2 separate regions of the Homo sapiens genome follow, and region 2 is linked to region 1. The links are chromatin loops, found by intact Hi-C in ENCODE. Cell type or tissue: heart left ventricle. All regions are shown on one strand. Links, peaks and the distances in the headings refer to the core of each region. The heading gives the core; the rest is flanking DNA.

Region 1 (15,130 bases), core at 3,596-11,595:
CTGCTCTGTCCCTTGAACTCTTTCTGGACTCTCAGCTGTATCTCCTCAATTGAGGAGTCTTCTGGTCACTGCCTGGCTTCCCCTCCCTGCCACTTCAGCCTGGAAACTCCCAATGCAGTGAACTGGGGCATTCATCATGTTCACCTTGTCACCTTGTTTCTTTCTCATCTTTCAGGAATCACTCTTCTTCCTTGCCTAATGTCAAGTGTCTTGAACACCATTGTTTTATATATGCTGTCCAGTTTTTTCAGATGGGAAGGTAATTTTAGCTCCTGTTTTGGAAGAAATGTCAAGGTTGACATCATGATTTATGGCCTGAAAAAGTCCAAGTTTAGCCTTGCCATTTTCTAAGATGGAGAAGACTGGGAAGAACAGGTTTGGTGGTGGTGGGAGTGGTGGGAAAGTCAGGCTAAGTTTGAAGAGCCTGTTGGATATTGGAGTAATTGATGTTAGAGAGGCAGTTGTAATCAGCAAGCTCCAGTAAGAGGAGAGGTCTGGGAAGGAGATACACATTTGTGTGTATCAATGTGCAGATGGTATTTACAGCCATGATACTGGATGAGATCCCCAAGGGAGTATAGTTAGAGTATTGGATTAATCCTGTTTTTTATTTTCTATATTTTCTGGTGCTTTGACATCTTGAAGTTTTGCTGGCATTGGAGGGACCGCTCCTCCCAGGGTCAACTAATTCTTAGAGAGGTAGCAGCTCTCTTCGGAGTGGGCTTTTTTTTTTTTTTTTTTTGAGATGGAGTCTCACTCTGTCATCCAGGCTGGAGTGTAGTGGTGTGATCTTGGTTCACTACAACCTCCGCCTCCTGGATTCAAGTGATTCTTGTGCCTCAGGCTCCTGAGTAGCTGAGATTGCAGGTGCCCTCCTCCATGCCCAGCTAATTTTTTTATATTTTTAGTAGAGGCGGGGTTTCACCATGTTGGCCAAGCTGGTCTTGGACTCCTGACCTCAGGTGATCCACCTGCATTGGCTCCCCAAAGTGCTGGGATTACAGGCGTCAGCCACCCACTCACAGGAGTGTGCTTTTCATATGCAAATCAACAAATTCAGAGCCCTACCTCACAACCACCTACTTTATTAGGCTCTTGAACTCTGGACTACTATTCTTCTGCCCTAATTGCCCCATCATTAGGTAGTAGACAAGTAGGGAGAGCTCCCATGCCAACTAACCAGTCCTAATCCTGTTTACCCTGCCTTGACCTTTCCTTCGCATGGAATAGCAGCAAAGACTCTTGTCCACATTTTCCTGCTTTCCCCCTCTGCCTTTGACTCTGGTGCTTCTTTCCCCACGTGGCCTGGCATGGCATGCCATCATGCCGTCTATTTCTAGAGACTTGTGAGTAAAGGCTTCTGCTTTCATGGTAATCATTTCTGTGTTTGTGTGTCTTACCATGCGTGATTGAAACAAATCCCAATCCCCTTGTAGTAAGTATGGAAACACTAGCCCTGGCTAAATGGATACCCCATGTAATCTTCGTAGCAGCCCTATGAGGTGTAGGTACTATTATTATCTTACTTTTATAGATGTGAAGACTGAAGTAGGGGAAGGTTATGTAACTTGCCCAAGTCCACCAGCTTCTATGTGGTGAAATTGGGATGTAGCCTGAGACACTCTGAAGTCCTGTGTTCTTAACTGCAGAACTATCCCATGTGTGGTCAGGGTGGGGTTCAGTCTGAGGTTAAACTCTGTTAATATGTTTACAAACTGCAACTTGTTTTTTCCCCTAAGACATGATGAGCTTTACTTTGCTGTCTAAATGACAACGTAAAGATTAGCATCTAGAAAAGAGACCTTGCGGACAGTGTGGGCCTGATTTCTTGGGGATGAGGGGTTACAATTTCATTTTTCTGATGGACAGTACACATGTGTGCCATGGGACCCTGCCAAATTAGGAAAGAGATGCTGGATTCTCTCTAATCAAAGCTGGTCTAGTCTGCGTGGCAGAATCTTGTCCATTTAGAGCTGAAAAAAGTAATCAGCTGGACTTTCCATTTTCAGAAGATGCTGAAAAGGGATGATAAAAAAATTTCCCCCATTATCATAATATTTATTATTCATAAGAAATTTGGGAAATACAGGTCAGGTGTAGTGGCTCATGCCTGTAATCCCAACACTTTGGGATTACACCCGCCAAGGTGGGTGGATCACTTGAGCTCAGGAGTTCGATACCAGCCTGGGCAACATAGTGAAACCCCTTCTCTACTAAAAATACAAAAATTAGCTAGGCGTGGTCGCGGGCCCCTGTAATCCCAGCTACTCAGGAGGCTGAGGCAGGAGAATCACTTGAACCCGGAAAGCAGAGGCTACAGTGAGCCGAGATCACGCCATTGCACTCCAGCCTGGGCGACAGAGCAAGATTCTGTGTCCAGAAAAAAGAAATTTGGGAAATACAGAAAAACTTATATAGAAGAAAAAAATACTCTTATAATTTCACAGCCCAGAGATAACACTGTTAATGTTTCATTCCTTTAGGGCTTAAGTTTCTGACTAGAAGAATTAATCAAAGGTCAGTTTGGGGTCTGTTGCCTTCTCTTTCCATGTCTGCCTGTCTCTCTGTGTGTGGGGTGTGTATGTATGACTGTCTGATGGTCTCTTTCCACTCTGACACTTACACACCCCTAAGCCCCATTGGAGATATTGCCCAGTTCTGAAGGGGAGTCCCATGGATTCAGTGTGACATTGATACCTTTCTGCCTAGCTTGGGGACTAGGGCCCCTGCTCTTGGGGCTTTAGATATGGTAAAGGATTGCCCTCCTTGGGCTTTGACTCCATCTGACCTAATCAATAACTAATCAACACTGAGTTGATCTTATTAGCTATTCACTGCCTCCCTCCCAAACCCCAAACCAAGCTGGCTGTGACAATGCTTTTAATTAATATGAGGCAGGTTAAAACTCATTACATAATCCTAGCACTTTGGGAGGCCACGGCGAGTGGATTACTTGAGGTCAGGAGTTCAAGACCAGCCTGGCCAACATGGTGAAACCTCATCTCTGCTAAAAATACAAAAATTATCCGGGTGTGGTGGTATGCGCCTGTAATTAGTTACTCAGGAGGCTGAGGTAGGAGAATCGCTTGTATCTGGGAGATGGAGGTTGCAGTGAGCCGAGACTGCACCACTGCACTCCAGCCTGGGTGTCTCCAAAAAAAAAAAAGTCTAGCAAAGCTTGAAGTGGACAGGCCCCTGCAGGCCTAAGGATGGCCTGCTAGTGCCTGGAGTCTGAGACAGCCCCTCTGCTGTGTCGGGAGGTGGGCGGATGGGCCCTCTGGCTGCTGGGTTGAGGGTGTTCAGGGCTGCAGCAGTCTCTTCTGAGCAGCAGCGATCTGGGCGTGGTGGCTCATGATGGTAATCCCAGCACTTTGGGAGGCCGAGGTGGGTGGATTGCTTGAGCCTGGGAGATGGAGACTGCTGTGAGCCATGATTATGCCACTGTACTTCACTCTGGGAGACACAGTGAGACCCTTTCTCAAAAAAAATTGTGCAAATTTATGGGGTACATGGGAAATTGTTACACATTTATAATGTGTGGTGATTAAGTCAGGGTATTTAGGGTAGCTATCACCTGAGTACAATACAGTTTTCTAAATATAGTCATTCTCCTCTGCTATCAAACATTGAATTTATCCTTTCAAGTTTACTTTATGTTTGTACCCTTTAATCCACTTCTCTTCATCCTCTGCCTGCCCAACACCCATACTGGCTGGTTTGTTATCTGTTTTTCCACTCTCTACTTCCAATATCACATGTTCTCTCTTACATGTGGGAGCTAAAACAAAAACGAAAACAAAAAAACTTCTTAATTTCTAAATTTCCTGTGTGGTTCACTTGGCAACTAATTATACAGGATCTTTGAATGCTTTTTCCACCTTTGTTGTCAACTGTTATTTAACTCCTCGCATGATTTTATGGCCCCCAATATGTGTTATTACATCAGCGTCCTACGTGGCACTGAAGAGTATAAGTCCATCCTCGTGGTTCACTCTCTTGGTTGACTGAGATGGGAGGAGGCAGGTACCAGGTCCCCACAGGGTACTGGGGTCCCTTGTCTTCTGCATGTGCCCATGGCCCCATCCTGCCTCAGAGGCTTTAGCTCCTAGAAGGTAGGACCTTCATAGTACCAAGGCCCTCAACTGGGCAGGGGGGATGACTGTGGATATGCAGCCTGGCGGCAGATGGGGCCACCTCCCAACTCTGGAAGGACCGGTGAGCATCCGGATGTTAATTAAGGCTACTCTGTCCTAGGCAACCTGCCCAGATGCCTTCTCCATGTGCCTCATACCCCCCACTACAGTGACTCCTCCAGTTAATAGGAGACCCCTGCTAAAGTTTGCTGCACTAAAGAGCCCTAGATTTTGGAGTGTTTTCTAGACCTTCCTTTGATATTTATTAGTGATTTCTTTCTTTCTTTTTTGAGACAGAGTCTCGCTCTGTTGCCCAGGCTAGAGTGCAGTGGTATGATCTCGGCTCACTGCAACCTCCGCCTCCTGGGTTCAAGCAATTCTCTGCCTTAGCCTCCCAAGTAGCTGGGATTACAGGTGCCCGCCACCATGCCTGGATAATTTTTTTTTTGTATTTTTAGTAGATATGGGGTTTCACCATCTTGGCCAGGCTGGTCTTGAACTCCTGACCTCATGATCCACCTGCCTTGGCCTCCCAAAGTGTTGGGATTACAAGCGTGAGCCACCGCGCCTGGCCTAGTGATTTCCTTAGCAACAAAACGACGGAGTTTATCTTCTTTAAAGATACCAAAACTTGCTTCCCTGAGGTGCTGTGAAGATTAAAAGATACCATACATATGACCATGTTTTATAAAACGTAGCAATCCAAACAAACAAAGCATAATTGGTATGTCTGAGGGGTGGGTGGCAAATACTTTAACTCTGTGTCCCTTGAATGAGTCATTAGTAGGTTAGACTTGGTTAAAAGCCTTGAATGCTTATTTCTAGGGAGTGGGACCCAGACTAGGTAAGTTTTGATGAAGAGGAGGAGATAGGAAGCACTGGGCCGTGTTTGAAGGGCGGCCTCTGTATGAGGTTGGAGTTGACTGCCCCGTGTACCAGGAAGCTGGACACCAAGGGAAAAGGTGTGTGTGTGTGCGTGTGTGTGCATGCATCTGCCCTGGGCATTGTGGGGTAATGAGGGTTTTCAAGCAGAGCAGGAAGGTGAAGGGAACAAGGTGTAGGGAACAGTCTGCACTCACACCTCTCTGGTCCTGGCCTGTCTTCCTGCAGGTGCACCTTCGCTCTGCCAGGCGTCTCTGTGAGCTCTGCTGTGCCAACCGGGGCACCTTCATCAAGGTGGGCCAGCACCTGGGGGCTCTGGACTACCTGTTGCCAGAGGAGTACACCAGCACGCTGAAGGTACTGCACAGCCAGGCTCCACAGAGCAGCATGCAAGAGATCCGCCAGGTCATCCGAGAAGATCTGGGCAAGGAGGTACCCACCTTTGCAGGGGGGATGGGCCTTGGTTGGGATGCTTCAGAAAAGGCCCCGGCTGAATTCTTGCAGCCTCGACCAGGGTGCTGGGGATCCACCAGTGACACAAAACCAAATGTCACAGCCACTCTCAGTGCTGAAATCAAAGAGGTTAGAAGGAATCTCAGTGGCCCTCAGTGAAACATACCAGTTCAACCATATGAAATAGTTCATATGAGACTGTTATTGACCTGAAACCTATATATCATTCATATGGTTCAACCTAATAATAAATGTCACTTACTGAAGGTTTAAGGCCTTATTGAAGCTTTATCCTCAGTAGGGCTTTGAAGCCCCATCCCATCTGGTTTCAACCTACCTGTCTGTAAGTTGGTGGGGCAGAGTGACACTGTGGTTTAGACTCTAGAGCCAAGAGCTTGGACCTTGCACAAATGATTGATCTTGGCACCTCACTTTCCTTATCTATAGCCCACCACATAAGGTTGCTGTGCAGATTACACGGGATAATGAATAGAAGGTGCTTAGTATAGTACCTGATGTAGAGCAAGTGCTCAACAAATATTAGCTATTATTTGTATAGTAATGGTGTTCTATACTATTGTGGTTGTTGTTTCCCTACGCTCTGGTCCCATTGTGCTACCTGTCTCAAACTCACTGTGTTGTCTTAGTCCTCAGTGCTTGTGCCGTGGTCTACCATCTGCCTGATGTCTTTGCTTCATTCTCTACTTGTCAAGTGACTTCAGGCCATCTGCCTATCTGTCCACCCAGCTAGCAAATCCCAGGCAGGGTGCTAGGTGCTGGGTTTCCCGTCCAAACCCCAGCTCTTCTAGGAAGTCTTCTGTGACCCTCCCTTGACCGATCTTATCCCTCCTTTGGGCTCTGCAGAACTTTGCTCCCTGCACTTGTGCAACTTGTGGCTTGATTAGTTGTGTCTAAGGATTTCCCTGCAAGTCATAGTCTTTGAGGATGAAGACCATGACAGTCCTTTTACTCTGTATTTACAGCTCTGGAACAGTACCTAGCAGGTGCCCTGGGTCTGCTTAAAGAGCCAATGGATGAACTAGAAATAGTGTTGTTAGGCTACTTGGCGCAGGGCCAGGAGAGTAGGGCAGAGGTTTGATAAAGACCAGTGGTTCCCTTTTTACAGGGAGCTGGCACTGACTATTGGTCCCTTAATGTGGAGCTGGCCCCAGGTACGCAGCATCCATTCAAAGGTGTCCCACTTCTCAGTGATATCCTGGCCTGGAGCGGGGGTTGGATCATACAGCAGGTGAACATAGAAACATCTCTGACTCCTCTGCCACTGAGGAACATGTCCTCCAAAGGGAGAGACATTGAGTGAAAGGTAAACCCGAACTGTGGCTGGAGTCAGGGAGCAGGCTGCAAGCTGGGAGGAGCAGGGTCAGGAGAGAGGGACCCCAGGCAGAGGGGACTGAATTGGCATAGTGCTGGCCCACTCATGGCTTTGCCTCTTGCCAAGACTCTTGGCCCCCAGCTTCTAACAGCACGAGATTCACCCCCAAATTAAAACTAAATAAATCACGGTAATAACAGTGTGAAGTGCATCATTGCTGGCGTGTGGCAGCTCTCTGGGGGTGGAAACAAGGAGCAGGAGGCAGCAGGTTAACCCTTGGAGGCTGACTTGTCTGGAGAGCTGGGGAGGGAGGTGGGACAAGGGCAGGTTAGTGGCTGTCCCCAAGCCAGGGTGGAGTGAGGGAAGTTTGGAGTGTCAGCAGTCATGGTGGCCCACCCAGCTGGCTAAAGAATGTTTGGGGTTGGAAGACGTCGCCTGATCTTCAGGGCCCCTTCTCCAGTCCCCTCCACCCCCTGCCGATTAGCCCTGAGCACAGTGGCCATGTGGCTCCTGCCCCCACAATGCTTCTTTAGACCCCTGAGGAAATGGGCTACTGTCCATGTCATGGTTCTGAGGGGTGTCCCTCGCAGCTGGGGAGCTTCTTCAGAGCCCTCTGGGTTCTTACCAGGGCCCCACAGGCACACACTCTGTCTTCCCTGCCCTCTTCCTCCTCCTCCCCCTTGGAAGATGGCATTTGTTCCCTGGTGACACACTTTCCCAGTGTGTGGGTGGAGGGAGGGGAGCGGGGCCATGTGGGAAGAAGGGTGGGTGCGTGTGGGGGTGTGAGGGCGGGGTAATGTCACTCACTTGGCATTTCCAGCCTCCTCCAGCCCCTCCCATGACACTTCTCGGGGAGCAGTCTCGCCTCCAGGATGCTTGAGTGGGCCCCACTCATCCTCAGCTCCATGCCAGCCCTAAGACCTTCTGCAGAAAGCTCCATTTCATCCCTGGCTTAAAAGAGGCTGTCAGTTATGCCTCACCACCTTCCTAGGTCCCAGTCCTCGGATAGGCTTTGAGGTTACCTTGAGCTCAGAGATTCCATAAGTGCTCCTAAAGCTCAGACTGTAGAGAGCGGTGGTGTGGTGAGGGAGGTGCTTGGATGGTCAACAGCAGTGTTAGAGGTCACTATGTCCTCAGACCCATCCCTGTTGCAGGCAGGTGGGGCCCGGCCCTGTGGGGCATTCCCAGCATAGGTGTGGGGGTAAGATTGAGGGTGCAGTACTTCTGGACCCCACGGTTCATATGCATTTCTGGATCAGCCAGAATTTCTGCACATCAGCTGGCACCATCAGTGCAGAGGTGAGGGCACTCGAAGGGGCACTCTCCTTGCATAGCATTGGCTCAGGCAGGGAGTGCGCTGGGGCCACATTGCTAAGGGAGGGCTGGTGACAAGCAATGGGATGAGACCTCATGTCCTCTAATTCCCAGGCTGGTGATTCGTCCCCTACATAACAGCTTCTGTTTGGCAGGAAAAAAAGCAGTTGTGTGTGTGTCTGTGTGTATCTTGGAAGTTTCTCAGCTAGTATTACCAGAAAGAAACTTACTTTTTTTCCTTTATTTGGTTGTTAGGCTTATATCCTGAAAGACAGGTTCCAGGAAGCAATCAGGAGCCCAGCCTCTGGGAGGTGGGGTCGTTTCTGCCTCCTCAAAAGTGACCTCGTTCTGGACTGGGTCAGGGGTGGTCCCAGCCTTGGTCCCCTTGACTGCCCTTGGGGCTGTGGGTCCAGATGCAGTGCTGACCTTGGCCAGCAGATGGCGCCTGAGCTTGCAAGTCAGGGATGGTTGTAAAGACCTGGCCCTTCTCTTTGTGGGGGGATCCCTGACCAGGTGGATGAGACTGGGGGTCTTTCTGCTCTTGGGCATGGTTCGTGCTGTTGAAGGAACGCAGGCTGACATCTCTACACCCTGAATGGGCATGCATAGCCTCAGCCACGAGGCTGTTGACCACCCTGGGTGCCTCAGCCCTTGACTCCATGTTGGAGGACGTGGTATTGGAGTTAGGAGTTCTCTGATGCTCCGCAGTCTCTGATGGCCAGTGATTCTGTGCTTCAGCACCTTTTCCTTCATTCCTTCTCTCTCCTGCTGGTCTACGCGGTTGGCATTTAGTGAAAAAGGACAGTGCCGGACATTTGGGTGTAGCCAGGGATGGGTACGACCTCATTCCAGTCCTCACAGTCCAGGGTCATGGGAGGTTCACTCATCATGGTAATACATGGCCACATAGTGCCCAACGAGCTTGCAGAGGAGAGAGAGGTTGCCTTGGGCAGATGGAGGCTTTCTGAAGCAGGTGGCCTCTGACCCAGCCCCTTAGAGATGGATGGAATTGGAGGAGGTGGATGTTGGAGGAAGTGATTACTGATTAATAAGCTGGGTTCAGCAGAGGTGCAGGGACAGGAAAGCATAAAGCATGGAGGTGAACAGTGAGGTCTTGTTGATTACAATGTGGCGTTCAGCCGGTGAATAGTGGAGCAGAGGTTGTAGGATTGGGGCTGAGGTCACATTATGAAGGGCCTAGAATGTTCTTTTCAGAATGTGAGTCTGAGGGAGAGGAGGACTTGGGGAGGGACCTGATCAAAAGAAGGACGAAGAGACTGAGATATACGGAGTGGGGTGGGGCATGTGGTCGGGTGGTTGAAGGAATTTGCCTAATAGGCTGAATATTTAGTAATGTGGGAGATGAGGTCATCTTTGAAAAGTGGAGGAAGATATAGATGGGGAGGTTTGAAGTGGGTGGGAAGCTTGGGGATAGAGTTATCGTGGAAATTAAGGGATGATCTTTGAATTGTCAGCCACACTATGCTGTTATCTTTGGTCATGCACACACATACACACACGCACACACACACACACACATCTATACCTGCCCCCATGACATACAGACAAGTCAGATCTTGTTACAGCCTATTTCAAGAAATGGTCCAAGCCGTGCGTGGTGGCTCATGCCTGTAATCCCAGCACTTTGGGAGGCTGAGGTGGGTGGATCACTTGAGGTCAAGAGTTCGAGACCAGCCTGGCCAACATGGGGAAACCCTGTCTCTACTAAAAATAGAAAAATTAGCTGGGTGTGGTGGTGGGCGCTTGTCATCCAAGCTACTTGGAAGGCTGTGGCAGGAGAATCACTTGAACCCAGGAGGCGGAGGTTGCAGTGAGCTGAGATCAGGCTATTGGACTCCAGCCTGGTCAAGAGAGTGAGACTCTGTCTCAAAAAGAAAAAAAAAAAGAAATGGTCCAGTTCTGTCCTAGAATATAGTTATATCAGATAAGGTTCTGTCCACCTCTGAAATCCCATGAGAAACTGAAGGAAATGAGGCCAGCTGCTGGCATGGAGCACAGAAATACCTCTGTTAGGGGCAATGCTTATATTGGTGTCTGGGTGGTGTGGTTTGGCTTTTGTACTCTGAAATTTGTTTTTATCAGTTTTTCACCCCCTGGTCTTTCCTCCCAGGGGAACTTATTTTACAGCTCCCCATAGTACGTAGGGACAAGCGTATGCTGCAGGTGCTCTGTGTTCTTGATGCACCATCTGACTGGAGTTTCAATGAGAATGAAGGAGAGAGAAGGTGCAGGGGTACCGTTGTGCAACGGGTAGAATAATTCATATCCAGTTGTTTTGTAAGAGCCTGTGGGTGCAGTGGGAGGGCAGCTTGTCTTGTTTGCTCAAGGTTTAAGCAAATGTTCAGAAAAGAGATAAAGAAGCCTTTCCTCCAAGAATATAAACTGTTTATCCAACTTGTTGGTGGTAGAGGCAGAGAGCAGGCACTGTAGGCGCAAGGACCAGCATGAACAAGGCAGAAGTGGAGAGATGAGGCAGGAGAAGGCCTGCCTGGGCGAGGGGCACACAGCACCTCTGTTGTCCCATGGAGAACTTGATGGGAGGGGGTAAAAGGTGCCCTCTTTTTGCATCTCTTCCTCCAGGCTATGGCAGGTTGGCCAGAGCTGGGCTGGATTTCATTCCTGTGTAACTCAGGGCTCTCTAGAGAAACAGAACCAATAGGATATGAATGTGTGTGTGTGTGTGTGTGTGTGTATGTGTGTTTGTGCATGCATGTTTGCTTGTGTGTGTGTATTTAGAGCTAGAGAGAGAGAGAGAGACTGATTGATGTTAAGGAATTGGCTGATGTGGGTTATAGAGGCTGGGAAGTCCAAAATCTGCAGAGTGGCCCAGCAGGCTGGAGACCCAGGAAGAACCGATGGTGCAGTTCAAGTCTGAAGGCTGTTTGAAGGTTACCTGCTGGCAGAATTCCTTCTTGCTTGGGGAAGGTCAGTCTATGTTCTGTTCAGACCCTTATCTGATTGCATGAGGCCCACTCATGCTATGGAGAGTAATCTGTTTTATTCAAAGTCCACTAATATAACTGTAAATCTTGGCTGGGCACAGTGGCTCATGCCTGTAATCCCAGCACTTTGGGAGGCTGAGATGGGAGGATTGCTTGTGCACAGGAGTTCGAGACAAACCTGGGCAATATAGGGAGACCCCATCTCTGTTAAAAAAAAAAGTTAAAAAAATTGAATTAAAAAAACAAACAAACAAACTGTAAATGTCACCTAAAAATACCCTCACACAGCTGAGTGCGATGGCTTATGCCTGTAATCCCAGCACTTTGGGAGGCTGAGGCAGGCAGATCACCTGAGGTTAGGAGTTCGAGACCAGCCTGGGCAACATGGTGAAACCTCCGTCTCTACTAAAAAAAATACAAAATTTAGCCAAGTGTGGTGGTGCACACCTGTAATCCCAGCTACTCAGGAGGGTGAGGCAGGAGAATCCCTTGAACCCGGGAGGTGGAGGTTGCAGTGAGGCAAGATCACTCCACTGCACTCCAGCCTGGGTGACAGAGTGACACCCCGTATCAAAACAAAAACAAAAACAAAACCCCTCACAGAAGCATCCAGAGTAATGCTTGGCCCAGTATCTGGGTGCTGTGGCCCAGCCAGGTTGACATGTAAAATTAACCATCATGATTCCCTATGTGGCCCTCAGCCAGGATTTCACATGTGTACCCTCGGTCTGCTTTCACACGGCCTGGAGCTTCATAGCGAGCCTTGGCGGTAGACAGGAGCCAAACTGCCTGTTGGTATATTGGCTTTGTGGCCTTGGGCATGTTACTTAACCTCTCTGTCCTGTCCCTCCATTTCCCGATCTCTAAAATTGGAATCATAACACTACCTGCCACCTAGGCTTGTTGTGGGGATGGATTGAGTTAATGATTGTGGAGCATCTAGTGCAAGCTTGCTGCAGGGCAAGGGGCAGTAAACGTTAATAATTCTTTCTGTGTATTGTGCTGTGTGCTTTTTATGAGCAGGTACTGGGGTTCTGAGAGACTCGTAAATGGCAGAGTTCCATCTTTACCTGGGCTTTCTGATAACTGGTACAGCTCTCTGTCCCATATTCAGTCATATGTTGCTTAATGATGGTGATATGTTCTGAGAAATGCATCATTAGGTGATTTTGTTGCTGTGTGAACATCATAGAGTACTTACACAAACCTAGATGGGACAGCCTACAATATACTTTGGGTATATGGTATAGCCTGTTCTTTTCAGAATATGAGACTGAGGGAGGCTTGAATCTAGGCAATTGTAACACAATGGTGCGTATTTATCTGTCTAAACATAGAAAAGGTTCAGTAAAAATATGGTATTATTAATATAATGGATCGCTTTTGTATATGTGGTCCGTTGTTGACCGAAATGTTGTTATGCGGCACATGACTGTACTGTTTTGCTAGAATAATCCTCCTTTCTCTTCCTCTTCCTGATCAGTACCCAGCACTCTATCTGGTCAGCCTCTTCCCGCTACTTTTAGAAATCCCCACAGGCTCCCAGGCAGCCTGGGTTTCTAGGGCTCTGTCTCCCACTTTGGGGGGTTACCTGGGGGGCAGCTCAGCTGGTTAGGGTTAATTGCTGCAGTTTCCCAAGGCCCTTTGGCAGCTCTCCTCTGGATTAGGGACTCTGAAGTATGTGCTCTTGGTCTCCAGGCAGGGCTAATTCCATGGATGAGGGGTGAGAGGAGGTGGAAGTCTGGCCAGATCGCCAACAAGGAGTCACAGGTGCCTGTAGTCATGGAGTTGGTGGTTGTGCTGTATTTAGGACCCACTCACCTAACCCTCTTCACTTGCAAGGTGGCAGCCAGATTCAGCTTCCCTTACAGTGTCCTGGTGGGGCCGGGTGTGGGCTATATCCAGGGCTGAGCATGCCCTGGGCTGGACTAGGAGTAGGGAAGTGGTTAGAGCAGAAGCGGGGCAGGAGAGCCCCTCCTACCCTGGGGTCTGACTCCACCTGTGCCTGCAGCCCCCGCAGGGGAGAGATGCCTCCAGGCTCTCATATTGTTTGCTTCTTTCCAGCACTGATCCAACTTCTCCCCATCCTCCTCTTATTTACTCATGTGCATTTATTGAGCACCTCCTCTGTGCCAGGTACTACACCAGCCCCTGGGGTTCCTGCCCCCTGGAGCGCCCTGGCTGTGCCCCTTGGAGTGCCATTCTCCCATGCTGGCAGGGTCCAGCTGAGGTCAGCTCACCCTCTAGCAGCCCAGGCTGCATCACGGGCCCAAAGCTACCTGGAAACCTTTGGCGGTCTGTAGACTTGCTTCTCCTGGTCCTGAGCACCACCTTTGTTTGTTCAGGCATCTGGTTTGTCTCCCCAGACTGTCCCCAAGAAGGCTACCAAATGAATATTCTGGGAATGGAACAGAAGGATCTGGTGGCCATGAAGCCATGTACAGGAGGACTAGGGGCCAGGGAGTGGGATCGCCTCCTCCCAGCTGGGCCTCATCCTGCCTTCCCAGCAGCTCTCAATAAAAAATACATTTGTATTAAAAACATAATGAAGAATAAAAAAACCCATTTCCCCCCCAATAATGCTGACATCAAAAGAAGATTTTTATCAATTATGAGAGAGATTTCGGCCATAAAATTGCAATTTAACTAGTGGGAGATGGATGGCAGGAAGCATTGCTGTCAGCACGGACGGATGGCCTGCTGTTAGTCACTGCGGGAGAGGCAAGGCAATGGTCGAGGTGGCCCTGGCTTGTGCTTCCTGCTGATGCCCCATCTGGCCCGACCTTCTCCCTGTGACCACTGCCCTCCTGCAGGCCTGTACCCTGTCTGTGCCCTGCTCCCGGCCTGTGTCCTGCACCTTGAATCCTGGTGTCACCATGTTCTATGTCATCCTGGGTAAGTTTTGTGATTTTGCTGAGCCTTGGTTTCCTCATGTTTAAACAGGGATGATAAGAGAGCCTTCACATGAATAGGGCTGTGGTGAGGAATGAATGCTATAGCCCAGCCAAAGTGCACTGCCTGGTGAATGGTAAATGCCAGTTCACTGTCAGCTGTGCTTGTTACGTGTCGAGTTGTTGCGAGAGCAAAATTTGGCAGTTAAGACCAGCACCCTCATCTTGTATCCAGCACCTTGCCTGGTGCCTCGATCTTCCTGAGGTTTAACAAATACTGACTCTGTTTGTTCACCTTCTGTTGTTCAGTGGCAAGTGCTTTGGACAAAAGTTATCTGGGAGAATCACTCATGGGTTGTGAGGGCTTATAAATCATTTAGTGCGACCCCCACATTTCACAGGTGAGGAAACTGAGGCTCAGAGAGGGGCAGTCACTTGCTTAATGACACAACTGGTTGGTGGTAGAAACAGGACTAGAACCCAGGTCTCCTGATTCCTGATCCAGTGCTCTTTCTCCTGGACTATTCTGTTTCAGATGGAAGCTCAGTGCCCGGAAGAGAGGGCAGCACTCAATCGAGCAATCGGGCTGGGCTTGCTGTCAGAGCCACCCAGTGGGCCTCCGTAGCTTGCATTGTCCTTGGGACCTTGTAGTTTCCTGCGGACTTTGAGGAAGCCATATTTTCCTAAGTCCAGGATCCTATGGTTCTTTTTGTCCTTCTTCCAGTCTTTTGTCTTGCCAGTGGTTTGGGGTGATTATACTAATGTGCTCACCAGTTCACTCTCAGTCCACAGGCTGCACGTGGGGTGCCTCCCCTTTGTTGGGATCTAGTGCTCAGGGTCGTGCCCAAGCCCTCTGATCGGCTGGTGTGTCTGGATTGTTCCATACCCACTTCCTGCAGATAAAAGGCCTCAACCCATGGTGGCCCCATTCACTAACCCCGGGAAGGTTGGGACCCACCACTTGTTGGTTTGCTTACCTAGAGAATACAGATTTGTAGAGCAACTGCTATTCTCTTACCCATGTGCCACTGCAGCGGGGGATATACAGAATGTTAAAGCTGTGCCCCTCCCTCCAAAGCCAAGCAGGCAGAACCGTGCACAGAGGGAGTAATTAGAGAACAATTAAGCCCTCAGCTGTGGGGCTGATGGTTGGGAAGTTCA
Region 2 (15,130 bases), core at 2,521-10,520, 110 kb after region 1:
TGCCGGAGTGCAGTGGTACGATCTCGGTTCACTGCAACCTCCGCCTCCAGGTTCATGCAATTTTCCTGCCTCAGTCTCCCTAGTAGCTGGAATTACAGGCCCAAGCAACCACACCCAGCTAATTTTTGTATTTTTAGTACAGATGAGGTTTTGCCACGTTGGCCAGGCTGGTCTTGAACTTCTGACCTCAAATGATCCACCTGCCTCGGCCTCCCAAAGTGCTGGGATTATAGGCGTTAGCCACTGCACTTGGCCTGGAGCAAGTATCTTTAATGCCATATTTGAGCTATATTTCCATTTAAAAAGTCCAATTCCTTCCAAAAAATAAAGAGTCTATATGACTATTAGGGACTAAATTGTGTTCCTTCAAAATTCATATGCTGAGGTCTTAACCCTATGTGAGTATATTTGAAGATAGGATCTTTAGGGACATAATTTAAGTTAAATGAGGACATAAGGGTGGGTCCCTCATCTGATAGGACTGATATCTTTATAAGAAGAGAAAGAGACATCAGAGAGCTCTCTCTGTCTCTGAGCACACACAGAAGAAAGACCCTGAGAAGACCCAGTAAGAAGGCAGCTGCCTGCAAGAAGAGAGGCCTCACCACACACCAACCCTAATGGCACCTTGGTCTTGGACTTTTGGCCTCCAGAACTGTGAGAAAATAAATTTCTGTTGCTTAAGCCACCCAGTCTGTGGGTAGCACAGACTCATGGTAGCCTGAGCCAACTAATATGGTGCTATTCCTCACTCCTATCCCTGTTGCCCATCAAGTTAAGATCTCGGCCTGATTTCAAGGCTCTCCAAATGGTCCACTCTACTTCTCCAGTGTCCACCTCCTAATACTCCCCGGGGATCGTCCTGCCCTCCATGAGGCCCATCTTCATGCTGCCTCCCTTATTCACCAAAGATGGACCTGCCTCTAGGCCTCTGGGTATGCGGTTCTCCCTTTCTGGGGTCTATTCCTCCACCGTCCAATCCCTCACACCCCATCTCCATGAAGTCATCTCAGACTTTCTGGTCCACACTACTACTGACCACCTCCAATTTCAGCCCTAACATACAGTCTGGCCAGAGCGTTAAACACAGAGCGGCTGTGTCTGGTAGTCTGCTAACCATAGTGTGTGTTAGTCTTATCTTTATAATCGCTTAGTTGTAACTTAACTTTTGATATCTCAGCGCCTTCTAGGAAGGAAGGAGAGGGAAATTGGACTTTCAAAGCTTCTACTCCTGTTGCCAAATATGTGGCAGAGGTGACACCACAGTCTACCCCTTGCTCTGAGTAGACAGCGCTAATTGATCATGGCACGCATCCATTAAGATGACAGCAAGAATAAGGAAAAACACCAAAAGATTCTGAATCCCATCTACCTTAGAGCTCCATGTAGCCTAGAGCTCCATGCAGCCTGGACTGGTTGGTCCAGGCTGATGAGATGAAAACTTGTTTGCTTTCCCTCTTTTGTGCTAGACATTTTGCAATACACTGATTCAACGTCATCCTCCCATTTCACATAGAAGGAAGCCCAGCTTTACAAGTAATTGTTACTGTCCAAGAGTGTATGGCTTGCAACTAAATAGTGGACCCAGGATCTTATCTCTGGTCTCTCTGAGATAACCTCTGTTTTCCTCCCCTCTATGCTGTGTTGTCTTCATTGGCAGGGCCAAATGACTTATACTTTTGTTGAACTGCTCCCTCTACCGTACGTGCAGTATCTAATTATACAAAGGGTTGGTTAGTAGGCACTGTTTTTTTCTTTTTTTTTTGACACAGGGTCTCACCCTGTTGCCCAGGCTGGAGTGCAGTGTGCAGTGGCGTGATCTTGGCTCACTGCAACCTCTGCCTCCTGGGTTCAAACAATTCTCTTGCCTCAGCCTCCCAAGTAGCTGGGATTACAGTCATGTGCCACCATGCCTGGCTAATTTTTGTATTTTTAGTAAAGACGGGGTTTCACCTTGTTGGCAGACTGGTCTCGAAATCCTGTTCTCAAGTGATCTGCCTGCCTCAGGCTCCCAAAGTGCTCAGCCCCTGCACCCAGCCGAGTGGGCACTCGTAAATCCTGCTTAGCAGGTGGTTCATCTGAACAATGCTTTCTGAATATGCCTTACTTGGTCCTCCTGCCATACGTTTAACTGTGCATGGCCTTCCTATTCCAAATCACTGCCTGTTTACATCTTATCCACCAGCCAAAGCTACCTCAGATCCCACCTGCTTCATGGAACCATTCCTGACTCCCTGTCACGCTTCTCCCCACACCAATAATGAGTATGACAGTTACTGGGGCTCAGAAAACAGTACTGCAAAGTGAAGGCCTTGGGAGTAACCTCAGAAGCAAAAGTTTTCTCTGATGTTCTCCTGCCCTCCTGTCTCTCCATCCCATTCTCTTCCAGGCCAGCTATAGAAACTAGAATCCCTCTTCCCCAAGGCGGGTCAGAGAAACCGGAACACTTTTTCTTGAAAGCCAGCCATAAAACCTAGAAATGTTCTGTGTAAAAACTGGTCATAAAGAAATTATGTGACTTACGTTTTTTGACTGCAGATTATTCCAGAGGTCTCATTCCAGAGAGGGCCTTACCCCATAACCAGAGGAAGAAATGCAGGCTCAGAGAGGCCAAGAAACATCTAGATAGACAGATCTTGCTGGGTTTCCCCTGTGTTTATTACCATTAGATCATAGTCTTTTCGTCCAATCATATTTCTACGGGGCTGTCCATACTTTGTTGAACCTGAGCATAAAAATGAACAATTTCCCCTGTATCTTTGGGTCTTCATTCTGAAGGCTCTTGTGTACACACATTAAATAAATGTGTGTGCCTTTTCACCAGCTAATCTGCCTTTTATGAGTTGATTTTTTAGCGAGTCTTTAGAGGGCCAAACCCTTGGCCCCTATCCTGTGCTCTCCTCTAAATGCCTGCACTCTGGGTGTCTGTCGAAGCGCATTTACTTCATTCCATTGTGTGTTAGTTATTCGTGTGCTTATCTCTTCCGGTGGATAGGGAGCTCTAAGAGGTTATGTTCCACATCTGAGTCTTCTCTGATTCTCCCACAGCATCTAGCATAGGATCTTAAACATAATAGGTGTTCAACAAATGTTTGCATGGAATTTGCTACACAGAGCTGGACTAAAATTCTGGTTCTGCTTTCTACCAGCTGTATGAGTCCTTGGGCAAATCACTTGCCCTTTTTATTCCTCTATAACATGAAAATAGTAATGGTCCCCACTTTCTACCCTCTTAGTGTTATTTGAATAAGGACTGAATGAGAAGAGGCACTTCAACTGCTTAGCACATTGCCTGGTACAAACTAAACACTTTAGATTGGCTATTATTATTATTACTATTAATATTATTGTTATTCATTCCCTACCTCAAAGAAACCTTTATCCTTGACAAATATAAGCTGTGATAAGAATGATTTAAGGAGACCTTATATTTCAATGTCAACAATTTTTCCTTTAATTCTTCTGGGTAGTATCAGTAACATTTTCTGGTTTCTTTTCTTTTTTTTTTTTAGACAGGTTCTTGCTCTGTCACCCAGGGTGCAGTGCAGTGGCAGGATCATGGCTCACTGCAGCCTCAATGTCCTGGGCTCAAGTAATCCTCCCACCTCAGCCTCCCTTGTAGTTGGGACCACAGGCATGCATCACCATGCCTGCCTAATTTTTAAAATATTTTTTAGACACAGGGTCTCCCTGTGTTGCCTAGGTTGGTCTTGAACTCCTGGGCTCAAGAGATCCTCTTGCCTTGATGTCCCAAAGTGCTGGGATTACAGTCATGAACCACCATGCCTGGCCTCAGTGTTGGTTTCAGATTCTGATTAAATTCCCAGTCCACTGCCTTGCAGGTACTAAGTAGATGCTTAATAAATGCCTGTTGAATGGATGATACTTCACGTTTTCAATCACAAGAAAACATGGCCATGTTTTTATTCATATTTCCTCTCTCTGTCTCTCACCCTTTAAGCAGAATTTAAACAGTTTTTAAGCAGATATAGAATGCATACTATTTTCTTTTGAGATGGAGTCTCGCTCTGTCACCCAGGCTGGAGTTCAGTGGCACTATCTCAGCTCACTGCAACCTTCGCCTCCTGAGTTTAAGGGATTCTCATACCTCAGCCTCCTGAGTAGCTGGGACTACAGGTGTGTGCCACCATGCCCAGCTAATTTTTGTATGTTTAGTAGAGACAAGGTTTCACCATATTGGCCAGGCTGGTCTCGCACTCCTGACCTCAGGTGAACTGTGTGCCTCAGCCTATATAACAAATTAGCAGTAACTCAGGGGCTTAAAATAGCACACACCTGTCTACAGTGTCTGTGGGTCAGGAGTTTGAGCACAGCTTAGTTGGGTCCTCTGATCAGAGAGGGTCTCACAAGGCTGCAGTCAAAGCTGACTGGATGTGCTCTTATCTGAGGTGCCAGGTTGTCTTCTGAGCTCATTCAGATTGTTGGCTGAGTTCATTTCCTTGTGGTTGTAGGATTGAGGTGTTCAGTTCCCTTTATTTTTTTGAGACAGAGTCTTGCTCTGTTGTCCAGGCTGGAATGCAGTGGCGCAAACTTGGCTCACTGCAACCTCCGCCTACTGGGGTCAAGCAATTCTCCTCTCTCAGCCTCCCGAGTAGCTGAGATTACAGGCGTGCGCCACCATGCCCAGCAAATTTTTGTATTTTTAGTAGAGACAGGATTTCACCAGGTTGGCCAGGCTGGTCTCAAACTTCCAACCTCAGGTGATCCACCTGCCTTGGCCTAAGTGCTGGGATTACAGGCATGAGCCATTGCACCCAGCTGGAAGCGTTCAGTTCCTAAATGCTGACCCCTCCATAGGCAGTTCACAGCATGGCTGCTTCTTCGAGGCCAGCAGGAGAGGGTCTCTCCAACCTCAGGAAGGACCCAGTTCCTCTCACCTGATTAAGCCAGGCCCACCCAGATAATCTCCTTTGATGAACTCCGAATCGACTGTGCAGCAAAATCTTTTCACTTTTGCTGGGTAACATAAGCCAATCACAGAGTGACATCCCATCCTATTCATAGGTTTGGCCCACATTGAAAATGAGGTGATTATACAAGATGTGTAGGGGTGGGGTGGGAGGGCAGTAGTGTGGGGATTTGGGGGGCCATCTTAGAATTCAGCCTTATCACAGGACATGTTTTCTACGTGTCTATTTCAGCCCAGCAGATATTTTTACAAACAGAAATTCCAAAATGTGTTTCTATACCTGAGTTGGTTAAATAAACTCAGAAAAGGTAGCACCATGTTGATGGTAATTCCTGACTATAGCACCATAAAGTCAATAATAATAATAGTTAGGTGCTAAGTACTTTAACATACTTTGTAAAAACGACATTCTAATTTTCACAACTACTGTACCTCATTTCACCAAGGAGGAAACTGAGGCACAGAGAGGCTAAGTACCTCGCTCTAGGAGGTGGCTGGGATGTGTGCAGTCCCACTCTGGGCTTGCTCTCCTAACTCCTGTGTCCTAAATATAGTTTAGAAAAATAGCATGCACCGGACAAACATGCATGTAAATGATTGAATGTGATGATGGTGACGGCACATTTTATGCCCATGCTTGATTTCTGTCTCTGCTCCCTCTCTCTCCCCCTTCCCTCTCTCCTGCTCTCTGACGTTAAATGCTTGGTTACTCAAGGCCGCAGTTACAGGATGTTAGGTAAACAGCCCTCCGTCCCTGCCCCCGCCCTTTTACTTTCAATACCGAGAAAATGGAACAGAACGTTAGGGAAGGAGGCTTCGCGGGCTGTGCCGGCGCCTGGCTCAGCCCCTCCCGGCGGCCACGGTCGGCTGCCCGGCTGCTCTGACCGCGAGCGGCTGGGTGTCGGTGCCCTGCTCTCCTCTGGGCGCCAGGATGTTCCTGCCCAGTGCGTGTCCAGAATAGCCGCTCAGACACCGGCTCCAGGTTCAGCCAGGCGGGGCGCGTCCCTGCCTCCCTCCCCTTTGCCTGCCACTGCCCTCCTTCTAACGAGGGCTCAGCTCCGACTACCCCAGGCCTCCGGGGACCCTCTCCGGATGCGCTCCCCGCTTTGCGCTTTGCGCTTTTTGCCTGTTCCCTGGGGTCGCGGAAGTCCCGCTTGCCCGGCCAGCGGGTACCACTCCCCTAGTCAGCCTAGGGAAGCTACACACACACACACACACACACACACACACACACACACACACACACACACACGTACACACTCTGTTCGCGTTCGCATACTATATATGTATTTTTTGAGAGTAGCTCTGTCGCCAAGGCTGGAGTGCAGTGGCGCGATCTTGGCTCACTGCAACCTCCGTCTCCTGGGTTCAAGCAATTCTCCTGCCTCAGCCTCCTGAGTAGCTGGGATTACAGGCGTCCGCTATCACGACTGGCTAATTTTTGTATTTTTAGTAGAGATGGGGTTTCACCATGTTGGTCAGGCTGGTCTCGAACTCCTGACCTCGTGATCCGCCTTCCTCGGCCTCCCAAAGTGCTGGGATTACAGCCGTGAGTCGGCCTATTTTTTGTTTCTGTAAGGAAATATGAGCTTTCCCATTTTTCACCCCGGAGAAACAAGCAGCTCTCACTTTTATTAATTTCTTCTGAGTTTACAGAAGAACTAGGTAGCCTGTTCCCACTCAGAAACTCATTCCACATGGTTTGGGTGGTCCTACCACTGCCCTCACCCGCGTCAACAAAGGAGTGGGAACCGAACTCAGGCCCTGCCCATCAGATCATCGAATTCCTCTGGCCACAGTGATTGGGTAAGGGATGATGCATGAGCTTATTTGCACCAATCAGAGACCTCCTGGAGACTTTCGTCCCCCAATTTCTGGGAAGAGGAGCTCCTTCTGGGGTTAACCTGGACTCAGGTTGCTGCTGCCTATTCTTACCCCTCTAGCTTGTGTGAGAAATGGCTTGTGTGAGAAATGGCAATAGAGGCAGAGCCCTGGTGACATCATTTGAGCTCCTGGATCCTGCTATGCCTGAAGCCTATTTATTGTTGCACTTTGGGGGTTATATAAATCAATAAGTCATGTCCCCCCACTCCCCACCCCACTTTTGTGCTTAGGTTGTGATCAGTTAGGATTCTGCACTTGTGACTGAAAAATCCTTGTACAGGAACCAACCTTCTGGAAACTTCTCCCATGTGTCAGGTACTGTTATGTACTTTAAATATCTGTTTCAATCTGCTGTCTAAGGACCTGTGTCCTAAAGAGTTTAGTCCGTATCTTGTGTGGCAGACATGATTACCTGTCTTACAAACTGGGACACAGAGGCTCAGACAAATAAGTAGATTTCTTATGAACATATAACAAGTGGCAGAGGAGACATCCTGTGCTTTCTGCCATGGCCTCTGGTAACACTCACCATTTTTGCTGTTCAATGGTATTTGGGTTCATACCACTTGGCAGCATTATTCTACTTTTTATATGAACTTACATGTGACCAAACCATCTGAATTGGAAGATCCTTGATGACAAGGACCACAACCTGTGCTCTGTTTGCTGTCCCCACTGCCATCACCATCACACAGGCCCACAGCACCTAGCACTGGATGAGACACATCACAAATCCTGGACAAACTCTTGCTGAAACCATGACATGTCGATGGCCCTTCACAGAAGACTTCACAAAAGGCTTCCCATAACCCTATTAATGGAAAAAGGTGACGTGGGCAGAGTATGCAGTTGTACCTGTTGAAATAAACATGCTCTTTGCAACGATCACAACCCAATTATTCTTTCCAGGAGCTGACCCCAGGGAGTCATTCATTCAATATCAATATCAATCCATTCTTGTTTTTTTTCCTTTTTTGGAGAGAGTGTCTCAGCCTGTTGCCCAAGCTGGAGTGCAGTTACGTGATCGTAGCAGCTCACAGCGGTCTCGTCCTCCTGGGCTCAAGTGATCCTCTTGTCTCAGCCTCCTGGATAGCTAAGACTACAGGTGTGTGTCACCATGGCCGGCTAATTTTTAAAAATGTTTTGTAGGCTGGGTGCGGTGGCTCACGCCTGTAATCCCAGCAGTTTGGGAGGCTGAGGCAGGCCGATCACGAGGTCAGGAGTTCGAGACCAGCCTGGCCAGCATGGTGAAACTCCTTCTCTACTAAAAATACAAAAACTATCCAGGCATCGTGGTGGGTGCCTGTAGTCCCAGCTACTCAGGAGATTGAAGCAGGAGAATTGCTTGAAGCTAGGAGGCGGAAGTTGCAGTGAGCGAAGATCGCGCCACTGTGTTCCAGCCTGGGCAACAGAGCGAGACTCCATCTCAAAAAAAAAAAAATTGTTTTGTAGAGATAGGGTCTCCCAACGTTACCCAGACTGGTCTCAAATTCCTGGGCTCAAGCAGTTCTCACTTGGCCTCCCAAAGTGTTAGGATTACAGGCATGAACCACCGTGCCTGGCACCATCCACTCACTATTCATCTTAAATTCAACAAATGTTTTCTGAATATTCATCACATACCAAACATATTGCAAGACTGGGATACTAAGATATGAATAAGATATGGCTCCTTCCCTCAATGATCTTGTTTGTAGTTGCCTTTTAATTACTCTGAAGCAAACTTCCCAAAGCACTGGCAAATTGCTGTTAGAACTGTTGACTATCTCCTGGATGGTCCATCATTAAGGCTCAAGCATTGTCCAGGAGAAGAACATTAGCTCTCATATTGGTCTTTATCAGTCAGCTGGGCCCATTTCAACCAACAGGACTGCCACAATGCACAACTCCAGGGAGCATCATTCACATAGACTAATGACATTCTCAGAAGTTGAACAGTGCACAGTCTACGGCTGTAAATGGCAGCCCTGAGAACACAAACAGCACCCATTAATGCTATCCCCTCACATTCACAGTCACATTTGTGGAGCACTTTACAGTTTATAAGGAATTTCACCTACATTATCTCAGTTGAACTGAGAAATTCTATTTTGTTTCCCATAATGTAGTCTCTCTTCACTGCCCTTCACCCCATGAGACTCTCTGTTGGCTCCATGAGCTCCCGGAGGCCCCTTCTCAGATGGTGATGGCCCAGCTGAACTAGCGACAATTACCAAGCACCAAGTTACATTACAGCTCTAGGCTTTCGTCTACCCTGAAGCATTTACCTGGAATTAGCAGTGGTCGCAGCTCGGCAGAGGTGACTGTGCTGGTGATTATGAACGCATTCCTTGTTTGTCTTTTCAGCCCTGAAATCCTGTCAGTGAGGAGAAGTGATAATACCATGTTATTAAGTTCTTTCTGGGTAATGTAATTCAGGAGTCAGGAGGCAGTTTGGTCATTTATGTCTCTGAAAAGCTTAGAATAATTTCCAGTGTCATTATCCCCCATTTTAAAGAGCCAGGCTCCAATATGTGAATGTGTGTATAGGCATGTACACCTAAGCACGGGCATATGGCCAGATGTGTCCATAAACCAACACAAGCTTCAACTTATTTATAGATCCGTGTATATGCACGAAACTCTGCCTTTTTAGCGTCATGGCTTCCTAAATCTAGGTTTTCAGGAATTAAGTTTATTCCTAGCCTTTTCCCTGGCATGTTGTGGAGTCTACATTTTTGCTTGCCATTATCATAATTGTTACACAAAAAGAATGAGCACACTGGTTATAAACACATCTGTGAGGTGAGTAGTGCCAGCCTTTATGGACAGCCTTTCAGTCACCCAGTTCTCTTTATAACTCCTCCTTTCTAAGTAATTTTCTTAGAGCTTCTGCTTCTCCCAGAAAAGGCCTTTCTAGCAGGCACTGGTTATGTGTTTATTTTTCCTTTAACACATTGTACTGGTAACTCAGATACTTTAGGCAGGAAAGGTATGTCTATGATATGCACTTATCTCCCTTGTTAATGGAGTTGGCACCTTGATTGTCGATTGTGGAATTTCCAAGCTGGAAGGAACCTGTGAGATTATGTGAGCCAGCTGTCTCTCTGCACAATGAAGAAAGGGATGCTTGGAGCAGGCAATAAGTAGTTCAAGGTCCTTAGAGTTAGTGGCATAGCAAGGATGAGAAACCAAGTCTGCTGCTCCTACCCCGAGAGCTCTCTCTGTTATCATGGTTCAGTCCCTTGGAAGACCGCTTTGCTTCGCTCCTGGTATGCTCTTCCTGTTTTCTTTTATGAGCATGGAGATGGTAACTGGAGACTGGACCTGGCATAACCCTCAGATTCTGGAGAGCTTTGTAGGCCATTGCAAGAGCTGGCTGTTACTATAATATCAGATTCCAATGAAGGACTGTGATCGGACATGTCACATAGTGACATGATATGACATGCTTTAAGGAAATCATTCCAACAGCTGTGTTAAGAGTAGATTTAGGTGACGAGAATGAAAGTAGGGAAGACAGTTGGAGGCTGCTACAATAAGCTGGGGACCATAGTGGGGCTGTGGACATCATGTTCTAGATGAATTTTAAAGGTAGAGCCAATGGATTGCTGAGGATTGGATGGGGAGAGAGGGGTGCTGAGATAAAGAGATGAGTCAGAGTCTTGCTAGTTTTGTGGCCAGGGTGACTGGTAAGGCGGTGCTGTGCTCACTCGGAAACACCCTCAGAGACACATCCAGAGATAACATTTAATCTGGGCATCCCTTGGCTCAGTCAAGTTGACACAAAATTAACCATCACTAGGTACTAGTAGGCATTCCAAAGAATCCTCTGGGTTCCAGATGTACTCCCTCAAGTCACCACTGAGTAGCATCAGTCAAAATTTCCCTTGACCAGGCCGGGTGCGGTGGCTCACGCCTGTAATCCCAGCACTTTGGGAGGCTGAGACGGGCAGATCACGAGGTCAGGAGATTGAGACCATCCTGGCTACCACGGTGAAACCCCGTCTCTACTAAAAATAGAAAATATTAGCCAGGTGTGGTGGCAAGCGCCTGTAGTCCCAGCTACTCGGGAGGCTGAGGCAGGAGAATGGTGTGAACCCGGGAGGCGGAGCTTGCAGTGAGCCGAGATAGCACCACTGCATTCCATCCTGGGCGACAGAGCAAGACTCAGTCTCAAAAAAAAAAAAAAAAATTTCCCTTGACAATTAAGATCAGTCAGAACCGAATTCTGCCTCCAACCTTAAAGAGGTTGGAAGAGGACTCCGAGCTCCAAATGAAAATGTAGGCCAGGCGTGGTGTCTCATGCCTGTAATCCCAGCACTTCGGGAGGCGGAGGCGGGTGGATCACATGAGGTCGGGTTACATGAGGTCGGGAGTTTGAGACCAGCCTGGTCAACATGGTGAAACCCTGTCTCTACTAAAAATACAAAAATTAGCCAGGCATGGTGGTGCATGCCTGTAATCCCAGCTACTCAGGAGGCTGAGGCAGGAGAATTGCTTGAACCCGGGAGGCGGAGGTTGCAATGAGCCATGATTGGGCCACTGCACTCCAGCCGGGTTGACAGAGTGAAACTCCCTCTCAAAAAAATAAAAAAAAGAAAATGTAGCTGCCAACACCCAGATTTTAGCCTTATGATAGCCTAAGCGGGAACCTAGCAATGCCGCGCCTGCCTTCTGACCTATAGAACTGTGAGCTAATAAGTAGGTGTTGCTTTAAGCCACCAAGTTTGTAGTAATTTTTTGCATAGCAATAGAAAACCAACGCACATTCAGAGATCAGAAAGCTATAAGAACTAAATGTTCTAAATTAGTATCATTAATAATAGGACAACTAGACATTATGTGCCTGCTGATGTGATATGAAATCCAATAGGAAGTTCATAGCATCATTTAAAGTATTTGATCAATTGCATTAAATCTGAATTAAACCAAGTTTTTAGATTACATGACTATATGCATTTATCAAAACAAATAAAACTGTAAACTAAAAAGGATGAAGTTTACCATGCCTAAGTTTTACCTTAGTAAACCTGGCTTTAAAAAAAACAAGCCATTAGATCTACCTCAATTTGTAGAAGATACTAATACTGCTTAAATGAGAGCATGAGAAAATAGATGTATTTAGAATGTGGGATATGCTACATGACAGTGGGCCTGATGTCTTCAAAGACTCAATGTCATTAAAAAAATGATGAAGGGGGATTGTCCTATATTAGGCAAGACTTAAGAGACATAATAAATAAACTCACTGTATGAAACTTATTGGATTCTGGTTCCAAAGAAAAGCTATAAAAGACATTTTTAGGACAATTGTAGAAATTTGAATATAAAGTGAGTTTTGGATGATATTAGGGGACTATTACTATTTTTGTTAGGTATAATTCTGGTATTGTTAATTGGAATTTTTTCTCTAGGTTTTGGAGATACATGTTGAAGTATTTAGGGGTGAAGTGTCATGATGTTTTTAATTTACTAAGAAATGATTCAGTTACAAGGCAAAAAATGGCCAAATATTAACAATGGCTGAGACCAGGTGGATGGTACATGAGTGTTCATTGTATTCTTCTCTTTTGTTTCCTGAATGCTAAAATGGAAATTCCATTAAATCAAACAAACAAACAAACAAAAAACAGGTGAAAGCTGCTGCAGGATCCTCATAGCTGATTTACAGCCTATAGCTCCAAAGTAGGTGATGAACTGAGGAATATGGAGCCCAGTTGCCACTCCACAATCTCAGGTCTGCTGAAGCCAGCCACACCTACTACTGCTGCTGTGGATGAAGGGCTTCTGCCTCCCTTCCACCTTCCAAATCATGCATGAGTGACTGACCAGACTGTACGTAGAACCCTGCTGGCCAATGGCATCTAACACAGGGTAATGGCGCTTAAGCTGCTAAGCCCCTCACTTGCCTCTAGAAACCTCTCCCATGGCCTTGGGAGGGCCTAGCAAAGTATCACATGGTCGTATGCTTTTGTAACCATCTTTGCAAGTTGAAAGTATATTTCAACTGCAACTATTAAGACTGCTGTCTGTTTCTACCCTAATTTTCCCTGTATCGTACTTTCCTTATGTTGGATTGTATTGGAAGAGCCATGGGAATTTTTGGGATCCAGCTAAGAGGAAGTTGAGCTGGGATGCATTTAGCCGGTGTTTGGCGGGTGTTTCTGTAATTTGCGGTTATTTGCTAGTCATTCTCTCATAGGAATGGTTCTATGAGTACCTCTACTGCTTACAGTGCCAGCTCACCTGGCTTTATGACACAAAAGCGCAGGGCGAGAGGTCAGATCACAAGAAGAATGTGTTCTATGTACAGCATCAGAAGTATGTTGGTAGTGGAGGAGGAAAGAGATTAAAATGCATGATCTGGAAACCAGTCTGTGTAATATTCTTCCACTTATCAGTTGTGTGAAATTCTAAGTAGACAATTTGCTACTCATTGATGCCTAGTCAAAATGGAAGCTTTTTCCTGTGAGAAATATGCCCAGTAGTTTAGCTTATACACTTATAAATATACCAGTTTTTTAAATGGGCATCATGAATTATAGAGTTTATCAGAATTCTTATATTTGTAAGGCACAAACCTGTCACGATACTATAAACAATGAATGTCTCATATGTTTTATACGTAACAGCTGTCAATAATAAAAATAATAAGCTATGCTAGAGGAAAACATCAATTGTCTTTCTATTTCTTCTCCAGAAGATAATATTGCAAAATCTTGTCCTGTGAAAAAGTGATCAAAGATAATATAACCCCCAAAGTGTGGGAAAAAACCCTATTATAAAGGTATATTGAGCAGCTGAATAAATATAACATTATTTTTCCTGGATTTTGTGATGTTTGTAGTCTTACAGCTTTTTAAAATTTACAATATGTTGTGATTTTTTTTCTCATTCCATATAACTATTTGCAATTTTGTATTTTGTTATTCGGTTGGTGCAAAAACTCCAATTACTTTTGCACCAACCTAATACTTAAAAAAGGCTTCTGCAGTTGTATAAACTTTGGATAGAGAATGGCAGGGCAAAAGGATAGAATTCTTGTCCCTCATGACATTGGGAAGCCTCATGGCAGCCCTGGATTGCCTACCTCCAGACTCCTTTTATTTGAGGGAGAAATAAACCTCTTTCTTGTTCAAGTGACTGTTATCTTGCCTTTTCTGTTGTGAGCAACCGAACAGAATCCTAACTGATATATGTATTTGTCCTTTGACACGGCAATACCACTTCCAGGAATTTGCCCTGCAGGTATTCGGGCACATAGGCAAAATGATGTATGGTCAAGGTCATTCATTGCAGCAAAAGATGAGAAACAATCTATATGTCCATCCATGGGGACAGGTTAAATAAATTATGCATATCCACAGTGAAATAATATGCATCATATATTAGGAGGAAGCTTGTTGTATTGATACAGAATTATCTCTAATGCATATTGTTAAAAGAAAAAGTAAATGCAAAATAGTGTGAATGCCGTGCTAATATATATATATAGTGTTGTATTCCTCTCTCTTATTTCCTGCATGCTAAAATGGAAATTCCATTAAATCAAACAAACAAACCAAAAATAGGTGAAAGCTGCTGCAGGACCCACATAGCTAATTTACAGTCTATAGCTCCAAAGTCGGTGATGAATTGTGGAATACGGAGCCCAGTGGCCACTCCACAAACTCATATCTGCTGAAGCCAGCCTCACCCTCTACTGCTGCAGTGGAAAAAGGGCTTCTGCCTCCCTTCCACCTTCCAAATCATGCACAACTGATTGATCAGACTGTATGTAGAACCCTGCTGGCCAATGGTGTCTACCACAGGGTAATGGCGCTTAAGCTGCTAAGCCCCTCACTTGCCTCTAGAAACCTCTCCCAAGGCCTTGGGAGGGCCTAGCAAAGTATCACATGGTCATGTGCTTTTGTAACCATCTTTGCAAAAGTTTATTTCAACTGCAACTATGAAGACTGCTGTCTGTTTCTACTCTGATTTTCCCTGTGTCATACTTTCCTTATGTTGGATGGTATTGGAAGAGCCATGGGAATTGAGCCAAGCACATATATATGTGTGTGTGTGTGTGTGTGTGTGTGTGTGTATGTGTATATATCTATATATATATCTATATATCTATATATCTATATCTATATATATATATATATGCTTGAATATGCATTAAACATCTCTGGAAGGACCTGCAGGAATTTAGTGACATTGGTTGCCTCTTGGGGCAAGTGAATGGCTGAGGACAGGACTGGGAGGAGGAGTTTTCACTTTTGAATAAACGGTGAACTTTTAATCTATTTTAAAGTAAAAGTAAAATGAAAACCAGAGAACATTTTTACATTT

What was found. Peaks named below come from ENCODE experiments on the same cell type or tissue, not always from the same donor. Only the 100,000 strongest peaks of a DNase experiment are listed, where the experiment ranks them.
Region 2: a loop joins it to region 1, with 2.1 times the contacts of the local background. A loop is called at or near these places in 6 of 110 quality-filtered maps.

The regions. Positions count from the first base shown.
Region 1 is chr14:77,853,833-77,868,962 of GRCh38, forward strand. It overlaps ADCK1 (aarF domain containing kinase 1), which reads left to right. Exons shown (of 11, transcript NM_020421.4): 4 at 5,244-5,447. Among named protein-coding and RNA genes, the nearest start is that of ADCK1, 61 kb to the left of the region's middle. RefSeq lists an enhancer at 8,609-8,808. In heart left ventricle, for the core only: a CTCF peak has its summit at 8,555 (motif pointing right); a DNase peak (open chromatin) is centred at 8,529.
Region 2 is chr14:77,960,364-77,975,493 of GRCh38, forward strand. LOC105370581 (a long non-coding RNA gene) reads left to right here and starts at 5,799. Exons shown (of 3, transcript XR_944053.3): 1 at 5,799-5,912; 2 at 7,045-7,129; 3 at 7,510-7,702. In heart left ventricle, for the core only: no CTCF peak of the experiment used is centred there; a DNase peak (open chromatin) is centred at 5,868; H3K4me3 peaks cover 682 bases; H3K27me3 peaks cover 2,640 bases.